Linked DNA regions of Mus musculus: region 1 is linked to region 2. Evidence: chromatin loops called from intact Hi-C (ENCODE). Cell type or tissue: heart. All regions are shown on one strand. Links, peaks and the distances in the headings refer to the core of each region. The heading gives the core; the rest is flanking DNA. Region 1 overlaps Mdfic (MyoD family inhibitor domain containing). Region 2 has its middle 34 kb from the start of Gm36352.

The links. A loop is a pair of places that touch in the nucleus more often than their neighbours do. Peaks named below come from ENCODE experiments on the same cell type or tissue, not always from the same donor. Only the 100,000 strongest peaks of a DNase experiment are listed, where the experiment ranks them.
Region 1: it touches region 2 in a loop (5-fold over the local background); 4 of 42 quality-filtered maps call a loop at or near these places.

Annotation. Positions count from the first base shown.
Region 1 is chr6:15,788,258-15,793,257 of GRCm38, forward strand. The region is part of intron 4 of Mdfic (MyoD family inhibitor domain containing); the gene reads left to right. Among named protein-coding and RNA genes, the nearest start is that of Mdfic, 70 kb to the left of the region's middle. In heart, for the core only: a CTCF peak has its summit at 2,058 (motif pointing left); DNase peaks (open chromatin) are centred at 2,064 and 4,574; H3K4me3 peaks cover 415 bases; H3K27ac peaks cover 262 bases.
Region 2 is chr6:15,664,750-15,681,884 of GRCm38, forward strand. No RefSeq gene overlaps it. Among named protein-coding and RNA genes, the nearest start is that of Gm36352, 34 kb to the left of the region's middle. In heart, for the core only: a CTCF peak has its summit at 6,998 (motif pointing right); no DNase peak of the experiment used is centred there.

The sequences.
Region 1 (5,000 bases), core at 1-5,000, 120 kb after region 2:
TCTCTGACTGATACTACCTGCCTTGTGTGTCCTGTGGTCAAAGAATGTAGTGTTTGTGTTGATAATTGCCCAACATTTTTACAAAGCCCCCATCCTCTGCTTGAAGGCTCTGGTACTTTAAGGCTCATGCACATTAAGGCTATCCAGTCCTCAGGCTTATCCAAATTTTATTCTGCTTTTATTCAGCCTTAGTTAGTTTTCCATTGTACTTTATTTCAGTAAGGATGGAGACAAACATTAGCTGGTAAGAGTCTGGGGACATTGACCAGTGCTTGCTGTCCATGCAACTTGAGTTTGGTCCACTAGCACCCATGTCAAAGCTGAGTTTGGTGATGTAACGGGGCATTAGGGGGTTCAGCAGTGCTGTCACCAGCCAGACAAGTTCCAGCCTGCCCTCTGAGCTCCAAGTTCATAGAGAGATTCTGTATTGAGGGGATGAAGGGGAGAGTGATTTAACAAGACACTTGATGTCTCCTTCTGGCTTCAGTGTGCATCATGGGTACCCACAGCCACTCATTTGTGTATACACAGAGAGAGAGAGCGAGAAAGAGAGAGAGAGAGAGACAGAGACAGACAGACACACACAGGCACATATGCACACACACTGACACACAAACAGACATATGCAGGCACATATGCACACACACAAACACACACACAGGTATGAACGCACATAAGTGAACATGTATATTGGGAACTTGTTGGAGACACAGCTCAAAGGTTTAAAACACTTCCAGAGTACTTGCACTTAGTTCTCATCGGCCACAGCAGGAGACACTCATCCACCTGTAAACCTAGCTCTGCGAGACCTGGCACTATGGACTTGTGGAGTACCTGCACACCGTGGCAGAGTCTCTTTCTCTGTCTCTGTCTTTGTCTCTGTCTCTATTTCTCTGTCTCTCTCTGTCTCTGTCTGTGTTTGTGTCTGTGTTTCTCATAAATAAAAATAAAATCTTTTTTTAAAAAAGAAATGAATATTACAATAAATATAAAAATGGCTCTAAAAGGTCAAGAGAAGACCCCTAGCTAGATTTAAAAATCTATTCTTCTGGATAACAGGTTCCATGGTGATGGAGTCTTAGTGCTTAAAAAGAGCTCAGCAGTTATTAACCCTCTGCTGTATGCCTACCAACACAGAGACAAATGACTTGCTTAAGATTTCTTAATCCATTAGTGAGAGAGCCAGACTGGAAAAGCCAGTCTAAGCTTCCTAGCATCACAGTCCTCCTAAATAATGTGACATTTCCCAACTGTGACACTTGGGGAGGACAGGAGGATGATTCCTCTCTGCAGTCCTTTTGTCTGTGTGCCCCCAAGTAGGGTTTCCCCTGTTGTGCTTGTTCAAACAAACACAAACAGCCTTTGCCACCTGGAAACTTACAGCCTAGCCTTTTGTAGTGTGAATGGCAGTGGTAAGTAATGAGCTGTGACTGAGAGAAGGCTCAGCTGGGGGGTGGCAGGGATGAAGTGCGGAGGGAACTGTGAAGCGGCTCAGGGAGAGGGTTTTTATTTTTATCTCCTCTCCCACAATTTAAAGTAGTCGACACGCCTACAGAACGTCTTGTTTAGCAGGCCAGAAACCACGGCTGTCACATTTAGGACACTCGCCAACCCGTCCTTAGGTTGTTTTGCCTTCAGAATTGTTGGGGGACTAAATTCAAGTGGCGATACGTATACCTTGTAATTTTAGTGTCATGCTGTCTTGCTCATCTGAAGCTTGCGATGATGCCTTTGAAAAACATCACATTACATGAATGGATGAGACAGGCTGAGAAAGGGTGATGTGGAAAGACTAACAACCATCCTTTAGTCACAAATTAATTCCATAAATAATAGGATTTACCTCCTGTGCACAGCTTTGAATTGTGCTTTGGTGTCTTGTCCCGGGGTAGCTGCTCACTCTGCCTGTCTCTTCATCTTGCCCGGTATGTGTGTGTTAGACTGCTGTGACTCTTTGCTTGGGGCCTGTCCCTTCTGTCAAGGCTAAGGAACACATCCTGGGCCTTCCCTAGACCAGACATCTCCTGCCTGTAGGACGTAGTGCCCCCTGCTGGACAAGCTGTCCTGCCTCTGCAGGAGAGGACCCTGCTGCAGTGACAGCTTTGTTTGGGACTTTTATGTAATTTGGATGGCAGACGCACCCTTTGTATACCTGCCAAGCCCTGGCAAGTCAAGTGTCCAGAGAACTGTGCGTGATCCCTGTCCTGTGAAATTCTTAGCCTGACTCATGCCTTCTCTTGCCATGTTTTTACTTCTATCTGCCAGGGGATTTTGGATATAGGCAACCTGGCCAACTCCATGAGTGTCTGTAATAGACTACTCTCACTGACTGGCCAGTATATTAGTTTACTTATCATCATCATCGTCGTCATCGTCATCATCATCATCATCACTTCATAGAGTATAGTGGGCACATCATTGTGAGCCTTTTGCCGTTTAAAAAACCGAGTTCTTTTGAAATATGCCCTGCACAATTCTTAAACCAAAGACATAAGTAACAAGAGGCGAGCCAAAATTTTAGCTGTGAAATAAATGTAGCTTGGAAAATAAAATTGGGGAAAATGTTAAATTCGGCATCTGGAAAGAAGTTTTCCATCATTTTTATTCAAATACTTATTTTCATTAAAACTAGAGGACTTTTTCACATTTGTTTTGTCCTGACTATAAGAGGCATTATTACCAAAGTATGCAGACTGCTTACAAACAAAACAATGCTTTCTTAATAAATGCTATATTTATTTACTTACGGGGCAGTGTGTGTGTGTGTGTGTGTGTGTGTGTGTGTGTGTGTGTGTTGCACTTGTGAAGTGCAAAACTTATCAGAGTCAGTTCTCTCTTACCACATGGGTCCTGGGAATCAAACTTAGGTCACCTACCTTGGTGGCAAGTACCTTTACCTTCTGAGCTTTATAGAAATTCTTCAAAATGCTTTTTGTGACTAAGTAAAGTATTATAGAATTTATTATTCAAAGCTATACTCAACCTTACATTACATATTTTACCAATGATCAACTTAAAAATAGCACCAAATACATTTTTTAAAAAACATGTAATATTACCTTTTTTTTTCTCCCAGCTTTCTTGCTTCTGAAGAAAACAGATAATCATTGCACTATGGAAAACTAGACTATTATTTTGAAAGCTTCTGCTATAGCCAGACACAGATTACTTGTTTTGGGCTGGGTTTCTGTTTCATTCTTCTGCACTGTCTGTCTCTTAGAATTAGTTACGTTTGGTGCTTCGTCCTCTTTTGTATCTGAGCAGTTTTTCCCAAGCCTTCCTGAATTTGAGGAGAATAGTCGCTATCGCTATACTACAGAGCCTGGCTGGACATAGGAGGAGAGTTATAGTCCTCCTGGAACCATATTTTGATGCTATCATTCCCCCACCCCATCGGGCACTACTACCACAACTCCCACCACCCCCACAATCAACACACCACTATCATCACAGCCATCACACGGCTAGTACTTAGCAAGTGTCATCTGTTAATTCCATATTCGTTTAGTGTTCATCACGTCTCCGGGGACAGTGGCATTCTATCAGATTTGCCATCTTAAATATCTTGCTATAATTTGCATCATCACTGATATTTTAGCCACTCTCAAGTCAGATATCGAATTAACTTTACATGTAAAATATTCTAGGCAAGTGCCTGTGAGGCAGAAACATGACTCAAGGCCCAAAGGTGGGGTGCCTCTGAGCCTGGTGACCTTAGTTTAACTCCCAGAACCCACATGCTAAAAGGAGAGAAAGATCCCAGTAAGCTGCCCTCTGACCTCAGTGCACACTGTGCCAAAATGAGAGAGAGAGAGAGAGAGAGAGAGAGAGAGAGAGAGAGAGAGAGAGAGAGAGCTCACCTTTACTCAAATGCACATCATATACTGTACTCAATAAATAGAAAATGAAAATGTAGTGATTTATAGAGACTATCTAACACTTGAAATGCCATTGCCTCTTCAGATTTCTGTGTTAAACTTCTGTGAAACAATAGTTCCTCTGATATAAACATTGCCTTCCTAGACTGTAAAAAGTTCCTTCAAACAGAGTTCTTGGACTAGTGCTGTAGTTGAGACCAAGTTCTGGATCAAATCTAGCAGTTTGGAATACTGAATGCATTAGCTGTGTACAATGCTGGCAACAGAATAAAGAGGGGGTGGGGGGAACGACAGGTCAGGCTATCTGTCTTTGCCGTACAGTAACCTTTCCATTGGACCATGTGGGTTCCAGGGCTTGGGTATGGGGCAGGGAAGCTACTGAGGTGTCCCTTCGTGGGTGCAGGAGGTCAGGGTGTTTCTTTTTCTAATACTCTTCTGAATTTGTAAAGGAGAAAGATGATAATGAAGACGATTGTTCATTTCCCCAAAGTCAGCTCTGCATGGAAAATATAACTCTTCTCAAACTTTCTTTTGAAAAACCTCCTGACCTAGCTCTCTTTCCCCTCCATTAGGAAAATGTTGCCTCTGTTTTCTAGCCATGGCCCAGAGCCTTAGGGACCGCCATGTGCCAGAGGCTCTGTGTAGGCGGTGACCTCTGGGCCTGTTTCTCAGACAGGTGGTCAGTCAACGGCTGGGGGCCAGGAGTGCTGCACAGCCCCTGTCTTGAGTCAGGCATTTGCCTGCAGCTGAGCTACTGTGCAGAATTCATAAATATGCCTCACCCACGCACACTACATGCACTTGAAAAGCAGAACTCCTGGGGAGATACTTGTGTCAGGCCCTACCAGCTGGATTTTTGCAAAGGGTAGACACATTCAGTCATTGTAGCTTCGACTCCGAATAAGTCAAACGTACCTCTGGCCTGCTTTTCCATTCTCTATTAAGAAACAACAAAGGCAGGGATGAAGTTTCTGGGGTCAGTGATGTAATATCAGAAATGCACTCCCCTGTCAGGCCCTGCCCCAGTGCAGTGTACACCACCCCTCAGCAGAGAGATGTGTGAGTAACTCTGGGCACTCTTTACCCTGATGGTAAAACTGATCTCAAAGCAGTGTTCTCAAA
Region 2 (17,135 bases), core at 4,859-9,858:
TCTCTAGCTCCTCCATTGGGAGCCCTGTGTTCCATCCATTAGCTGACTGTGGGCATCCACTTCTGTGTTTGCTAGGCCCCGGCATAGTCTCACAAGAGACAGCTACATCTGGGTCCTTTCGATAAAATCTTGCTAGTGTATGCAATGGTGTCAGCGTTTGGATGCTGATTATGAGGTGGATCCCTGGATAAGGCAGTCTCTACATGGTCCATCCTTTCATCTCAGCTCCAAACTTTGTCTCTGTAACTCCTTCCAAGGGTGTTTTGTTCCCACTTCTAAGGAGGGGCATAGTGTCCACACTTCAGTCTTCATTTTTCTTGAGTTTCATGTGTTTAGGAAATTGTATCTTATATCTTGGGTATCCTAGGTTTTGGGCTAATATCCACTTATCAGTGAGTACATATTGTGTGAGTTCCTTTGTGAATGTGTTACCTCACTCAGGATGATGCCCTCCAGGTCCATCCATTTGGCTAGGAATTTCATAAATTCATTCTTTTTAATAGCTGAGTAGTACTCCATTGTGTAGATGTACCACATTTTCTGTATCCATTCCTCTGTTGAGGGGCATCTGGGTTCTTTCCAGCTTCTGGCTATTATAAATAAGGCTGCTATGAACATAGTGGAGCATGTGTCCTTCTTACCAGTTGGGGCATCTTCTGGATATATGCCCAGGAGAGGTATTGCTGGATCCTCCGGTAGTACTATGTCCAATTTTCTGGGGAACCGCCAGACGGATTTCCAGAGTGGTTGTACAAGCCTGCAATCCCACCAACAATGGAGGAGTGTTCCTCTTTCTCCACATCCTCGCCAGCATCTGCTGTCACCTGAATTTTTGATCTTAGACATTCTGACTGGTGTGAGGTGGAATCTCAGGGTTGTTTTGATTTGCATTTCCCTGATGATTAAGGATGTTGAACATTTTTTCAGGTGCTTCTCTGCCATTCGGTATTCCTCAGGTGAGAATTCTTTGTTCAGTTCTGAGCCCCATTTTTTAATGGGGTTATTTGATTTTCTGGAGTCCACCTTCTTGAGTTCTTTATATATGTTGGATATTAGTCCCCTATCTGATTTAGGATAGGTAAAGATCCTTTCCCAATCTGTTGGTGGTCTCTTTGTCTTATTGATGGTGTCTTTTGCCTTGCAGAAACTTTGGAGTTTCATTAGGTCCCATTTGTCAATTCTCGATCTTACAGCACAAGCCATTGCTGTTCTGTTCAGGAATTTTTCCCCTGTGCCCATATCTTCAAGGCTTTTCCCCACTTTCTCCTCTATAAGTTTCAGTGTCTCTGGTTTTATGTGAAGTTCTTTGATCCATTTAGATTTGACCTTAGTACAAGGAGATAAGTATGGATCGATTCGCATTCTTCTACATGATAACAACCAGTTGTGCCAGCACCATTTGTTGAAAATGCTGTCTTTCTTCCACTGGATGGTTTTAGCTCCCTTGTCGAAGATCAAGTGACCATAGGTGTGTGGGTTCATTTCTGGGTCTTCAATTCTATTCCATTGGTCTACTTGTCTGTCTCTATACCAGTACCATGCAGTTTTTACCACAATTGCTCTGTAGTAAAGCTTTAGGTCAGGCATGGTGATTCCACCAGAGGTTCTTTTATCCTTGAGAAGAGTTTTTGCTATCCTAGGTTTTTTGTTATTCCAGACAAATTTGCAAATTGCTCCTTCTAATTCGTTGAAGAATTGAGTTGGAATTTTGATGGGGATTGCATTGAATCTGTAGATTGCTTTTGGCAAGATAGCCATTTTTACAATATTGATCCTGCCAATCCATGAGCATGGGAGATCTTTCCATCTTCTGAGATCTTCTTTAATTTCTTTCTTCAGAGACTTGAAGTTTTTATCATACAGATCTTTCACTTCCTTAGTTAGAGTCACGCCGAGATATTTTATATTATTTGTGACTATTGAGAAGGGTGTTGTTTCCCTAATTTCTTTCTCAGCCTGTTTATTCTTTGTGTAGAGAAAGGCCATTGACTTGTTTGAGTTAATTTTATATCCAGCTACTTCACCGAAGCTGTTTATCAGGTTTAGGAGTTCTCTGGTGGAATTTTTAGGGTCACTTATATATACTATCATATCATCTGCAAAAAGTGATATTTTGACTTCCTCCTTTCCAATTTGTATCCCCTTGATCTCCTTTTGTTGTCGAATTGCTCTGGCTAATACTTCAAGTACTATGTTGAAAAGGTAGGGAGAAAGTGGGCAGCCTTGTCTAGTCCCTGATTTTAGTGGGATTGCTTCCAGCTTCTCTCCATTTACTTTGATGTTGGCTACTGGTTTGCTGTAGATTGCTTTTATCATGTTTAGGTATGGGCCTTGAATTCCTGATCTTTCCAGAACTTTTATCATGAATGGGTGTTGGATCTTGTCAAATGCTTTTTCTGCATCCAACGAGATGATCATGTGGTTTTTGTCTTTGAGTTTGTTTATATAGTGGATTACATTGATGGATTTTCGTATATTAAACCATCCCTGCATTCCTGGAATAAAACCTACTTGGTCAGGATGGATGATTGCTTTAATGTGTTCTTGGATTCGGTTAGCGAGAATTTTATTGAGGATTTTTGCATCGATATTCATAAGAGAAATTGGTCTGAAGTTCTCTATCTTTGTTGGATCTTTCTGTGGTTTAGGTATCAGAGTAATAGTGGCTTCATGGCATTTTCTTAATTAGTGATTGATGGTAGAGGGTCCCACCCATCATGGGTTGTGCCACCCCTGGGCTGGTGGTCCAGAATTCTATAACAAAGTAGGTTGAACAAGCCATAGGAAGCAAATCAGAAAGGAGCATCTGTCTGTGGCCTCTGTATTAGGTCCTGCCTCTAGGATCCTGCCCTGTTTGAGTTTCTGTCCTGACTTCCTTTGGTGATGGACAGCAATGTGAAAGTGTAATATGAAAAACCTTTTCCTACCTGTATTAGTCAGGGTTTTACTGCTGTGAACAGGTACCATGACCAAGGCAAGTCTTATAAAAAACAACATTTAATTGGGGCTGGCTTGCAGTTTCAGAGGTTCAGTCCATTATCATAAAGGTGGGAGCATGGCAGTATCCAGGCAGGCATGGCATAGGAGGAGCTGAGAGTTCTATGTCTTCATCCAAGGGCTGCTAGTGGAAGACTGACTTCCAGGCAACTAGGGTGAGGATCTTATACCCACACCCACAGTGACACACCCATTCCAACCAGGTCACACCTATTCCACCAAGGCCAGACCTATTCCAACAAGGCCACACCTTCAGATGGTGCCACTCCCTGGTCCAAGGATTTACAAACCATCACACTATCCAACTTGCTGTTTGGTCATGTCACTACAATAGAAACCCTAACTAAGACTGTATAATATATACAAAGAGTATTTCAGGTGATGTAAGAAAAAAATCTGTTTATAGTCAATTTTTCTTCACAAAAATAAACTTTCTGAATTGGTCATCCAGGACTTTCTTCAGCAAAAGTATATTGTTTGAAGGTTGCCTAAAACTCAGGCAAATGTATGAAGGCATAGTTGGATTTCAGAGACATTTAACCATCTGCTTGTGTGTTAAGTCATGAAGCAACTTCAGATGTGACTATATAACCTGGAGCAAATGCAAAAACAAAGAAAATGAAAAGCGAACATTGAGGGGGAAAGTAGAGTGGAGAACAGCAGGATAAAGGTGTTCTAAAGAGAACGTGGGCAAACAGGGAGGGTGCTTTAGTCAAAGAGCAAGAAGAAGTAAAGATACAGAATAAGGATGAATAACAATAAGGGTTGAAAAGCCTTATGTAATCGTATCATTTTATATTTTCATATAAAAGAGGCCAGGGGAGTCCATGTCTCCCAAATAATAGAAGCTATTGCTATTGCGGTGATTACCTCCCAGGAGTTAAAGGTAAGGCCCTGCCGATGTGATCATCACACAGGCTGGAGGTAGTATTCAGGATCTGACATGGAAGTTACATGAAGGCCTCATCCTCAAAGATTTTCTTAGCAACAGAAAGTGATACATAAACTGCCAAGGGAAGAATAAATCAGTAGCCCTATGGAGCTGTGACACCTAGGAACTACAGCAACAATCAGCCTGGCCAAGATATCTCTAAAGGTGCAATGGTGGCATTTTTAGCTTGAGGTAACCAACAGCTGTCTAAGTTGAATTGCTCAACATAAGAGAAATCATGGTTGGTGCCAGAAACATAGCAAACTACATGTGGCTAGTGAAGTCATGCATTTTAAACAAGAACCTATTACCTCATCGTTCCTAATCCAGTATGATTCCTAACTGCATGCTAAATACTATTGCTATACACACAGATAGCTATGCACAAAGAAGCTTTCTTTTGCAGCAAAAGACTGTTATGGAAAGCTACAACTAGTTAAAGTACAAAGAACAACTGACCTCGAGGTATCCAGCCCCATTTGATACAGTTAAAATACAACCCCTGTCCCCAAATTACAATAGATTGGACAAATAGATTGTAAGAGACAGGAGACCAGGGAATCTGCTGCAAGATAGTAGAAGATAGTAACTTCTAGCTATGACAAGGAAGTCACCTTCAAGGAATTCTAACAGCATGACTTCTTTAAAAAGGAGGAACTAGAGAAAGTACCCAAGGAGCTAAAGGGATCTGCAACCCTATAAGTGGAACATTATGAACTAACCAGTACCCCGGAGCTCTTGACTCTAGCTGCATATGTATCAAAAGATGGCCTAGTCGGCCATCACTGGAAAGAGAGGCCCATTGGACATGCAAACTTTATATGCCCCAGTACAGGGGAATGCCAGGGCCAAAAAGTGGGAGTGGGTGGGTAGGGGAGTGGGGGGGGGAGGGTATGGGGGACTTTTGGGATAGCATTGGAAATGTAAATGAGGAAAATACCTAAAAAAAAAAAGGTTTGAACAGCCAGGCAGTGGTGGCACGCGCCTTCAATCCCAGCACTTGGGAGGCAGAGGCAGGCAGATTTCTGAGTTCGAGGCCAGCCTGGTCTACAAAGTGAGTTCGAGGACAGCCAGGGCTATACAGAGAAACCCTGTCTTGGAAAAAAACAAAACAAAACAAAACAAAACAAAACAAAAAACAAAAAACAAACAAACAAACAAAACCAGCCAAACAAAAGGTTTGAACAATTCCAGCAGTTGACACTCTAGTCAGATGCAGGGAATGTCACAGAAACCCATGCCAAGGGAAGAGCTACAAGCCATCAGCACCTGTTGAGAGAGGAAAAATTACTATTCCCCAGGGATGAGGCCCGGAATTGCTTATCTAACACCAAGTGGGCAGTCCTGGAAACATACACACCCAGGCCACGTGGAACAGAGTCAACATGCTGCATTTATGCTTGCTTTTCTCTTCTAAAAAGTTTTCACTTTCTGAAAATTTCATATGATGTATTTTAATCTTATTTCTTTCTCTCCCTTAACACCTGTCAGATATTGCCCACTACTCACCTAACATCAAGATTTTTTCCTAGTTCTTAATAAAATAAAATAAAAATGCTAAAATACAGAGTCTGTTTTATATTTTAGATTGTATTTTAGATTGTCCAACTAATCCTGAACATGATGCCTTACCTAAAGTATGGTTGATATATCTAGTGTTACTCCACTAAAGAAAAGTCAGTTGAATAAAAAAAATGATTCTCATGGGCTCATCTATTTGAATGCTCGGTTCCCAGCTGAAGGAACTGTTTCGGGAGAGTTTGGAGGTGTGCCTTGTTGCAGGACATGTGTCACTGGAGCTGGGGTTTTAGGGTTAAAATCTCCATGCCAGGCTTAGTCTCATTCTCTTTGCATATAACTTGAGGATCAGTAGATCAGTATGCATCTCTTAGCTATTCCTCCAACACCATTCCTGTCTACCTGCTACTATGGTCTCCACCATGATGGTGATGAACTAACCTTCTAGAACCATGAGCCCACCATTAAATACATACATTCATACATACATACATACATGCATGCATACATACATACATACATACATACATACATACATACAGAGAGAGAGAGAGAGAGAGAGAGAGAGAGAGAGAGAGAGAGAGAGAGAAAACAGTAACTAACATACTCTCCTGGAAACACTCACCTGCAATAGCTTCAAGGCCAGTGGATGAACTTTGTGCTTAGAGCTTCTGTTCTCAGAGCTTGAACGTGTGTGGATTTTGTGCATGCTATCATAGTTTCTGTGAATTTTTATGTACAAAAGCCCTGTTGTGCCCAGAAGATTCTGTTTTCTTAAAGTCATCTACCGCCTCTGGCTCTTACAATTTTTCTGCCCCTTTTTCTCCATAGATACTCAAGCTTTGAGGGGAGAGACATGATAAAGACATTCCACTTAGAACTCTGTGCTCCAAAAATCACTCTTTATACATTGTACAGTTGTGAGTCTCTGTGCTAATTATCACATTCTTTGAGAAGAAGCTTTGCTGAGGAAGTTAACCAATGTACTGATCTGAAATTCTGGTTGGAACTTTGAGCTCAGACATCAAGGAGTCCCAGATTGGCACCTATATCTATTCATTTAAATCTTTATATATCAACAATGGTTAAAGATGAGGAGGCTGTAAATGCAGGAGATCAGACTTTTATGGGAGGCATAGGAATGAAGAGAGGGAAGAGAGAAATGGTGTCATAATATTTTAATTAAATTTTTAAAAGATATTTATGCCCTATACTGTTATTTTTCAATATTAAGCACAAAGGAGTAGGTTTAGCACTCTTCATTTTGTAAGCTATAAATAATACTAGTAGTTTCAAATTTAGTTTTTTTCTATTTCCAAAATTCCCCTTATTATGTAGTCATTGTTGTAAGAATGAGGTCATCTTTAGACACAGTGGAGAACTTCTTATTCTGCCTCCAATGATATGCATTCCCCACTCATTCCTTTTTAAAAACACCCTCTTCTTCCTCACAGGTTATGAATCAACTTGACAGATTTCTTAAATATATATATATTTATTTCATGTATGTGAGTACATTCTTGCTGTCTTCAGACATACCAGGAGAGGGCATTGGATCCCCATTACAGATTGTTATGAGCCACCATGTGGTTACTGGAATTTGAACTCAGGACCTCTGGAAGAGCAGTCAGTGCTCTTAACTGCTGAGCCAACTCTGCAGCCCAAGTACAATGGATTTCTATACTTGGATTTCAGTATTTTTTCATAGACATCATCAACTTTTTAATGAACTATAAGTTTACCAATGTTGCAAGTTTAGAGAACATTTTGAGACCATCTTTAGCCGATGACACTTTCTTATTCATCCTGCGTCGTCTTTATTTTTGGTTCCATCTTCCTTTCCTTCATGTTTTTGTTTATCTCATCTTTTCATAAGTATGAGATTGTGTTTATTCTGCTACTCAGTATGAGCTCTGAGTATCTGAAACGCTATGGAACAAAGCATCAAACTGACTGTGGTTTTTCAATTTTATTAATCTTTTAATTCTGGATATCTGACTTGTAAAACTAAGAGACATCTTGTTGCTTTGATTCATACAGTGCAGCTATACTTATGGCTCTTGAAATCTATATGTTGTTCAAGATTATGAGTAGCAAATAAAACCCAAGATGATAACGAGCTCATGCAGAAATCCTTAAGTATGTTTCTCCACCCATTGGCTTCTATATTATTTGAAGAAATTGGAGGAATAAAATTAATAGATTCTTTCTACTGATCATTGAAATTAATAGGAATGGCAATAGTCATTATACCACAGAAAAGAATGTTCTTCTGAAAACTAGATGGACTGAAAGCCCCAAGACTCTAAGAATGCTCTCACTCATAAATCAAATGGTTATATAATGATTCTGCTTAGGAAGAAAACCATTCCTTAACATAATACTTTAGTCTCTTACAAAACATTTATTTAAAATATTTCAAATAGTGCCATCCAACTGCCTTCTCTTTTCACTGACCTCCTACCCAGAACCTTTAAATTGGGCAGCAGGAAATGTTGTACTGAACATATTATCTTTATAATTTCACAGGCCCCTCAGCTGGAGTTCAGGATCAATTCTCATACTTTAATCCTGTCTGCCAAAGACTTTTTAAACTATATAACTGACAAATAACTGGAACTGTAATTTATGGATCTTTCCTCCACAGGAAATAGTCAAAGCTGGTTCTTAAGACAAATCACCTTGCAATATTGTAAAAAACTGCATAATCTTATTATGCATTCTGATTTAAAAAACAACAAAATAACAAAAAATAAACAAGAAACACTACAAAGTAGCTGGCTGAATCTTAGTGCTAAAAAGCCTTGTCTGGAATTAGCCCTATTGCATCTATTTATCATCAGTCTAATTTTAATGTTCCTTTCTGTTAAAAAAATTGAATCTTTGCTAATTTTTGCAGTTCCTCTCAGGAAAAAATTTCTGGCTCCATCACTGGCTTATTTCCTTTTCTATTGCTGGTAAGAGATATCATGACCAAGGCAACCTATAAAAGACAGCATTTAATTTGGGGGCTCATGGTTCCGGAGGGTTTCATTCCTTGAAATCATGGTGGACAACATGGCAACAGGCAGACAGGCATGGTGCTAGAGCCTTAGCTGAGACCTTCCTTCCTGATCCTAAAGTTGGAGGCAGCAAAAGAGACTGAGCCTTGAGTGGACTGTTTAAACTTCACAGCACACTCCAAAAACCACACCGCTTCCAACAAGGCCACACCTCCTAATGCTTCCCAAACTATTCTACCAACTGGGAACCCACATTCAGATACATCAGATTACGACGTGCACTCTCATTCAAATAACCACAATCACATATCTTTGATTACAACATCATTTCCTTAAGATTCATATGCTGTTTAAATTTTTATTGTTAACTTGATACAAACTAGAATCCCCTAAGAAAATGGAACCTAAGTTGAGAAATTTTCATCCATCAGATTGACACGTGTAAATGTATGGAGAGAGCTGTTTTGATTGATGGTTAATGTAGGAGAGGATCCATCCTACTATAGATAGGACCATGTTCAGGCAAGTGAGTTATATAAGAAAGCAATCTGAACATACCTGATGATGTAAGCCAGTAAGTAGCATTACTTTCTGGTCTCTCCTTCAGTTCCTCCTTCCAAGTTCCTGCCATGAATTCCCTCAATGAAGAATTGTTACTAGAACATGCAAGCTGAAATAAACTCTTTCCTTCTCAGCTGCTTCCTGTCTTTGTGTTTACAGGATCAATAGGAAACAAAGTCCTAAGTCGTAACAGTCAGAGAGTGGTGCTCACTCAGTTGCATATGTTTAGAAAGAATTACAAAATATTTTCCAGCTGTATACCAAACTCCATGATATCTACTCATATTTTCTGTGCATATACTTGCTTATCTAGAATCAAAAGGAATGAGTAAGCCACAACATTATGGCAGTTTTTGAAATCATGAAGGTCTGAATCCAGATCCTGACATCCCTGAAAAAAGATGGGGAAGGCCACTCTTGTACATGTAACCCCAGTAGTGTGTAGAAAAAGAAAGAGTCACTGGTTCACTGAGAGACCCTGTCTTGAAGGAATAAGTCACAGAGTCTAAATCAGGACAGTGACAGCACCCTTTGGCTTCATCATGTAAACATGAATCATGGGGAGGGGGCATTAATTTAAAAATATCCAGGTTTTATGATATATAGGGAATATATATAAAGTTATATTTGCCATTTTATCTTCCTACAATTGGTACTCTGCAAGTTCATATATCAGTGAATTCCAGGACCACCGTGTTTTCCTTCACAGAGCTCCTTCAATCAGTTACCTCCTGAACTGCTCCCAATTCTTCTTGCCTACTTACTTCCTCAGTGTCGCTGTAGTTTCTCACTTAGAATAATAGCACAGAAAGACTGACTCCTTCTCCAGAATCTCCTCTTTTAGCCTTTGCATTTGCTCTCTAAGTGCAACCACATTGGTCATCCCGGAATGTCAATGCGATCTTGTTAGTCTTGTGACAATCGTGAACCCATTCCGAACCCTTCTGGCTGTTACTCTTTATCCTTTCTGTTTTGAAGTCCTCAGCACTGTTTCAGGGCTGTTGCACAACTTTGGTCTCCTTCAGCTTCACCTTTCACTTTCTCAAACCCAATGTTCAAGTCATGGCGAGCATCTTCGTTTGTCCAGTGGGCTCTTTTGGCTCACTGTCACATTCTGCTCAAAAAGATGTCCTGTCCAAAGACCTCTTTGCCAAACCATGGGTTTTCTTGCTTCTGGGTACTCAGGTACAATAGCCTGTATTGCTTCTTGTGTATAGCATTTTAATTGTTCATGAGATCTCTTCATGTTTTCTATGGGATTGAAACAATCTGTGTCTTATTGGGAACACTCAGCACAGTGTCAGTGTCCCTCATACTCAACTTTTTATATATTTTTTCCAGGGAAATTTATGTTATAGTTCCATTGTTTAAATGAAATTTAAAATGCATATAGTCATATTAATAGCTTTACTAAATATGGAAATGAAAATATGCTAAATGACTTCTCAATTCTTTGGGGGAAAACCCAGTGTAAAGGACACACATACAGCAATCTTTTAATTTGTTAATCCATTTTTGTATTACTAAAAATCAATATCTTTTAATATCTGAAAGTATTTCCATATGCTAATATTTAATTTATTTTTTCTTTCTCAGAAAGAGTTTTTAAGTAGAAAAAAAATCAATGCAGCTATTACTAGTTTTATTTATGTGTTAAAATTATAAATCTTATTTCTAACTTTTTTCCAGAGATAAATCTATTTGCTCTCAGAACAACTTCAGATGATATATTTCAAGAACAATATTCATGGGCGTTCATTACAACTAATATTTATTCAATGACAGAATGCAGTTCTTTCAAAAATTTCACTTTGTCAATAGTGAATACAGTTAATATTGCAAGATACTGCCATGCATTTTATTGTAGACTCCAGATAACTCTGCTTAAATGCTGAAATATTTATGTATACATTCAGATGGCAAAGATAAAATATCAGTCACATTTTTCCATTTGGGGAACTTCAGTGTTTCTTTGAGCAACATGATAAAAATCTAAGTTTAACAAATAGAGTAAGTTTGTAGGTCACCCCCAGCTCTGTGACCCCTCGCTTGTCTTTTCCTGTTTAGTTTTTAGCTTACGTGGTTACATAACCATTGCTTTTGCTTAAAGGTCAGCCAAGAGTAAAGTTATATCTTGCTGGAGGTGAGATGTAAACAGTGTCTGATCTTGCCCTGCCATTCTTCTTAAATCTTCCACAGAGCTGGGTGAACTTGTGCCAGTATTCATAAAAGAAGATTATGTTTTAGAATCTGTATTGTATTATTCAATAAATATTTCAAGGTGTCTGCAAACAGGGATTAATGTGTATTATATTTCAGGAAACCAGAAAGGTATCAACCCAAAGAATTAAATAAAACACTCGTGTTTGATGCTCCTATAAACTGTAACTTAAAATAAAATGTGTGTAAACTTCCCCTTTCTTTTGTTTCATTTTCTTGTCATAAAATACTACAGAATAAAATGAAATGAGACAAAAATGAGCAGGGATAAAAACAATTTAAAATTGACCTTCACTCAGAAAAGCTGGTCCTTTTTTTTCAGTCATCAGTGTTAATGGCTAATGATTGTTTCTGCATGCAATTAAAACATCTGGATGGAAAATGTTTCCAGGTCACTGATACTACACCACATAGTGGTACAATTGGAGACATCTGGACACAAAAGAACAGAGTTATAAGGCACTTCAAGTAAATTCTGTTATATCATGTATTCAAATCATGTAGGCATGCTTAGTGCAGCCCTGTACCTTGGCACTTTGGATAGCAAGGTAAGTAGATTTCAAGTTCAAGACCAGACTAGGTTCAGCAGTGAGTTAAGCCTAGCCTAGGCTGCACAGTGAGACTGTCTCAAGAAAATGGGCATACAGAACAAAATTGACTATTTAAAAGCATTTCACTTATGTTATTGTTATCTAAACTTTATTCCTCTCAAAAGGCTTAACTTATCATGTTTTACTTAACCTGGTGTATATAAAATGGTTACCACCTTCTGGTGTTTTGAGTTATAAATGTACCATATAGTAAGCAAGTCATTTACATACATTATCATTTTGGGAAATAAAATAAGCTGGAGTTTTGAGACTACTAAAATTTGATCTCTTTCGCCATCCTACTCAAAAAGAATTGACAGCATATAAAAGTTAATCACATTTGGATTCCTGGATGAGATTATTTAAGACCTATGCTTGGGGAAAAATAGGTTAAAAGAATAAGCAACCCGACAACCCAGGTCAACCTGCTCTCTCGTGAATCACTTGAAGAATATGTTAAAATCAGATGGCCTGGCTGTTCCTTCTCTCCATTGGATTACAACTGTCGGGAAAAAAGTTTGCCAGTCTATATTTTTAGTATTCTAAAATACCAAGATACACATGAGATTCATATTAGAAACCAAAACAACATATTCTTCGGATTACAGAGAATGGTTGTAAGAAATGGCAACATGAATAGCATCTTGGGCCACATCTCATACAACTAGACTGAGGATGGTGCCCATAAATATTCATTGGGAAGGAGTCCTGTGATCTGGATGTTTCCTCTGAATGGAACCTAAAAGATAAAGGCCAAAAGATAGAAAGGTCACCAATGCTTTTACCTTGGCATTTCATTCCAAGTGCACTGAAAGGGTTACACACAAATAAAGCATTTTAAACATGTCAAAAGTATATATTCCAGGCTTCTTTCTTGGATTAGATAAAAAACATACTGGTTTTTGAAACATTGATGTGGCTTAAATGAGAACACAGGTCCGTGAAGAAGTGCTCACTTACTGTGCATGGGAACTTGGGTCTTCCCACTACTACTAAATCACACACGCAAAAAAAAGCAAGATTGATGATATTTCATGCATCTTTCCTGCTTTTGTATGAATCTAGATAGTTACATAAAATTTCATTACAGTCTTATAGAACAAACTTTAATTTAGAATTAGAGAGAAGAGACCATATTTTCTCTCCTGATAAACTATGAGACACAGAACATGAATGCTGGTTCTGTTTGAAATTGACAACAAGCCTTGGGACTATGACTTATACATCCTTAGTTTATACTATGATCCAGCCAACCAAAAAGATAGAAATTCAATGAGATAGGTTGAGTTTTCATCTTGGTGAGTGTGAAACCAAAACTTGTTTAACCTGGAAAGACATTAATGGAGAGCGAACTTTCACCAGCAGCACGGGCATTACTTAAAAGCAATGCATTGCTTAAACTAACAAATTAAGGTGATTTTATTTGGAGAACCTATATATATTCATTTAGGAAAGCACATTTTAAGGTGGGAGCATTCATGAACATTCATTCCTGAGTGTGACCAATTCAAGGTCTTTGCTCCCAATTCCAAGAAGGGGCAAAGTATCATTCACGTGGAAACTGAACAACACTCTTCTCAATGATACCTCGGTCAAGGAAGGAATAAAGAAATGAAGGACTTTTTAGAGTTTAATGAAAATAAAGCCACAACATACCCAAACTTATGGGACACAATGAAAGCATTTCTAAGAGGAAAACTCATAGCTCTGAGTGCCTCCAAAAAGAAACTAGAGAGAGCAGACACTAGCAGCTTGACAACACACCTAAAAGCTCTAGAACCAAAGGAAGCAAATTCACCCAAGAGGAGTAGACGGCAAGAAATAAACTCTCAGGGCGAAATCAACCAAGTGGAAACATGAAGAACTATTCAAAGAATCAACCAAATGAGGAGCTGGTTCTTTGAGAAAATCAACAAGATAGATAAACCCTTAGCCAGACTCACTAAAGGGAACAGGGACAGTATCCTAATTAACAAAATCAGAAGTGAAAAGGGAGACATAACAACAGATCCTGAAGAAATCCAAAACACCATCAGATCCTTCTACAAAAGGCTATACTCAACAAAACTGGAGAACCATATATTCTTGATACAGAATCTCTCACTGAACTTAGGAGCCACTGATTCTGTAGGTGGCCAATGAACTTCAGGAACCTACCTCTCTCTGTTCCTTCAGTGCTGGGGTTACAGACACAAGTCACCTAAAAATTTCAGATCCTCCCCAGATATGTAGCATCAATCAGGGGATCATGACATTACTACATGAACTGTTTGGGTGATATTTATGTCCAAACTATAGTATTATGTGTCTGGTTCTATAAGTCTCATGTCCATTTCAGCACCAAGATGCATTCAGCCCATCTCTTTAGAGTGCCCATATTTTAAACACCTATAGCATTATTCTAACGTCCAAGTTGAAAGTGCTCTTGCACGAGCATGCCCATATCCACCCAGAATCTGTCTATGTCTCATCACTTTCTCCCTTTTCCTCTTCTCTTTTTTCTTTTTTTTTTCTTCTTTTTCTTCTTTTTTTTTTTCATTCTTTTTCTTCTTCATCATCTTCTTCTTCCTCCTCCCCTTCCTCTTCTTCTGGTCTCTCCTACATATGCACTCATTATTAAATTAAGGTATATATGTCTTACCACAAGTTTATACATTATATTTCCTTTTATTCCAAACTTAAATAGACTAATGTAATCTCTATTTTCCTTTGTGTTTTGTGTAAATTTTTTTTGGGATGGGGTCTTAACTACACAGTTTTCCTGGCCTGAAACTCAATACATACACTATGCCAACTTAAATATCATAGAGATCCACCTGCCTCTGCCTCCCAAGTTCTAGGCTTACATATTTTAAAGGAGGGATTTTTTAAAGGAGTTAAAATATGTTATTCTTTTTGTTATTGCACCATGCATTATTTAGCTTTCTTGTCTCTGAGACAAAACACTTGATAAAAGTGACTTAAGGGAAGACATTCCCCTTGCTCTTAATAGTTCAGATATATCAGAGCTTCAAGGAAAGGGAAGGTTTACAACTGGAGTAGTCAAAATGTCCTGGAAATATGAAAATATTGATTAGGCTTGTGGCTTGGTTTACTCACATCTTGATGGGTCAAAATATACAGAAAATTTGCTTGGGATCTGGGAATGATAAAAATAAAATACCTACTCTGTCCATCAATGTTCCATCTACTAAAGGTCTCACAATCTTCTCAAAGTTCCACAAGGTAGGGACATAATATTCAAACATAGGAGACCATGATGAACATTTTACATCTAAACCATGGCATAGCATATATACCCCTACAAATAAATATATCCAAAAATAATTTTGCAGTTAAGTTTTGGTAGTTGTTAAAATTGTGTGACTGTGAAAGTCACAAAAGAGGATTTTTTCAATATAAAATATTTAGAAAAAATCCATGAAAATGTGAAAACATTACATTTTCTTTGCAATTTTATTTAGCAATTAACTATCCCTGAAATAGTGTCAGAACAAGCAAAAAAAAGTGTCATATGGACTTATCTACAGGCCAATGAGATGGAGGCAGTTCCTCAACTGACACATTCTATATATATATATATATATATATATATATATATATATATGTCTCTTCATTATTTTATGGATTAACTTATTTTTCAGCATACCACTACACTATGTTCCACATTGTTGGGAACCTACTTAGGTGACTTCATTTTGGGAACTTGAAGAATTTATTTATAGGAATTTTACTTTATGGAATTTTATGCCTTCATTTAAATATTGAAACTTTTGAGTTTATCAGTTTTCTATGCTGAAAAATAAATTATGGTTCCTTTTTCTATACGTACAGATGAGAGACTACTTATCATGTAGGGGAATTTCTGTTTCTCCTTTTGCTGATACTCTTCCACCATATATCTTGTGTTATTTGTAAATTAAATGTTTCTGAATGAGGGCTTAAAATCAAAGGAGCATGTTAGCAATTGCTTATTTAAAGAAACTATGAAAGATTCACATAAGCCCTGTAGCAGTTGCTAGAAGAAAGAATTAGTTTTATGTATGTTTTAGATAGTGTTTTCTCAGCTTCTTTCTTTCTCACTTCAATAGATAAGCTATTATAAATTTAGCCATGTATTTTCTTAAGAAGAAATCAAATCAGGCATCTTGCTGTCAGAGATACATGTCTTTAAACACAAATTCCCAGTGACTAGTAAACTCATTACTACCGTTGTAGTCATCTAATAAAACTCAATCAAAATGTATTATGTCTAAAAGCACAATAAAAAAATGTAATGAACAATAAAAAACTATTCTTTCTGGCTCTGAAATGGAGTTTTCTATGCTCAAGGTATACAACCTGGAGATAATTACCAGAGAATATAAATATTCTATGGTCCCAGAGACTCTCTCATAGAGGTCACTAACAGGGATGACAATCATTAGCTCTCATTTACAAAATGCAAGCATACTGTGTCCCCTGATTCAGATTTAGATCCAGGCTACAAAGTATTATATTAGAAGATATTAGTACATTTGAACATTAGCCTAGTTTTGACTCATCAGTTTCTTAAGGAAAAATAAAAATGTCCTAAGTGTGATAAAGGAATTCCTGCTTAGCCCCAGAGAGTAATGCTCTGATTAATTGTAACACCTCCAGCAAAAGAACTCATAGGAAAAAAAAAAATATCTGCCTTTTAAATGACAATCTTAAAAGAGTAAAAGAGTTGCCAAGTAGTTTTTTTTAAATTAGGTATTTTCCTCATTTACATTTCCAATACTCTCCCAAAAGTCCTCCATACCCTCCCCCCCCCAACTCCCCTACCAACCCACTCCCACTTTTTGGCCCTGGCATTCCCCTGTACTGGGGCATATAAAGTTTGCAAGTCCAATGGGCCTCTCTTTTGATACATATGCAGCTAGAGTCAATAGCTCCGGGGTACTGGTTAGTTCATAATGTTGTTCCACCTATAATATTGCAGATCCCTTTAGCTCCTTGGGTATTTTCTCTAGCTCCTCCATTGGGGGCCATGTGATCCATCCATTAGCTGATTGTGAGCATCCACTTATGTGTTTGCTAGGCTCTGGCGTAGTCTCACTAGAGACAGCTATATCAGGGTCCTATCAGCACAATCTTGCTAGTGTATGCAATGGTGTCAGCATTTAGAGGCTGATTATGGAATGGATCCCTGGATATGGCAGTCTCTAGATGGTCCATCCTGTGGTCTCAGCTCCAAACTTTGTCTCTGTAACTCCTTCCATGGGTGTTTTGTTCCCAATTCTAAGAAGGGGCAAAGTGTCCACACTTTGGTCTTCTTTCTTCTTGAGATTCATG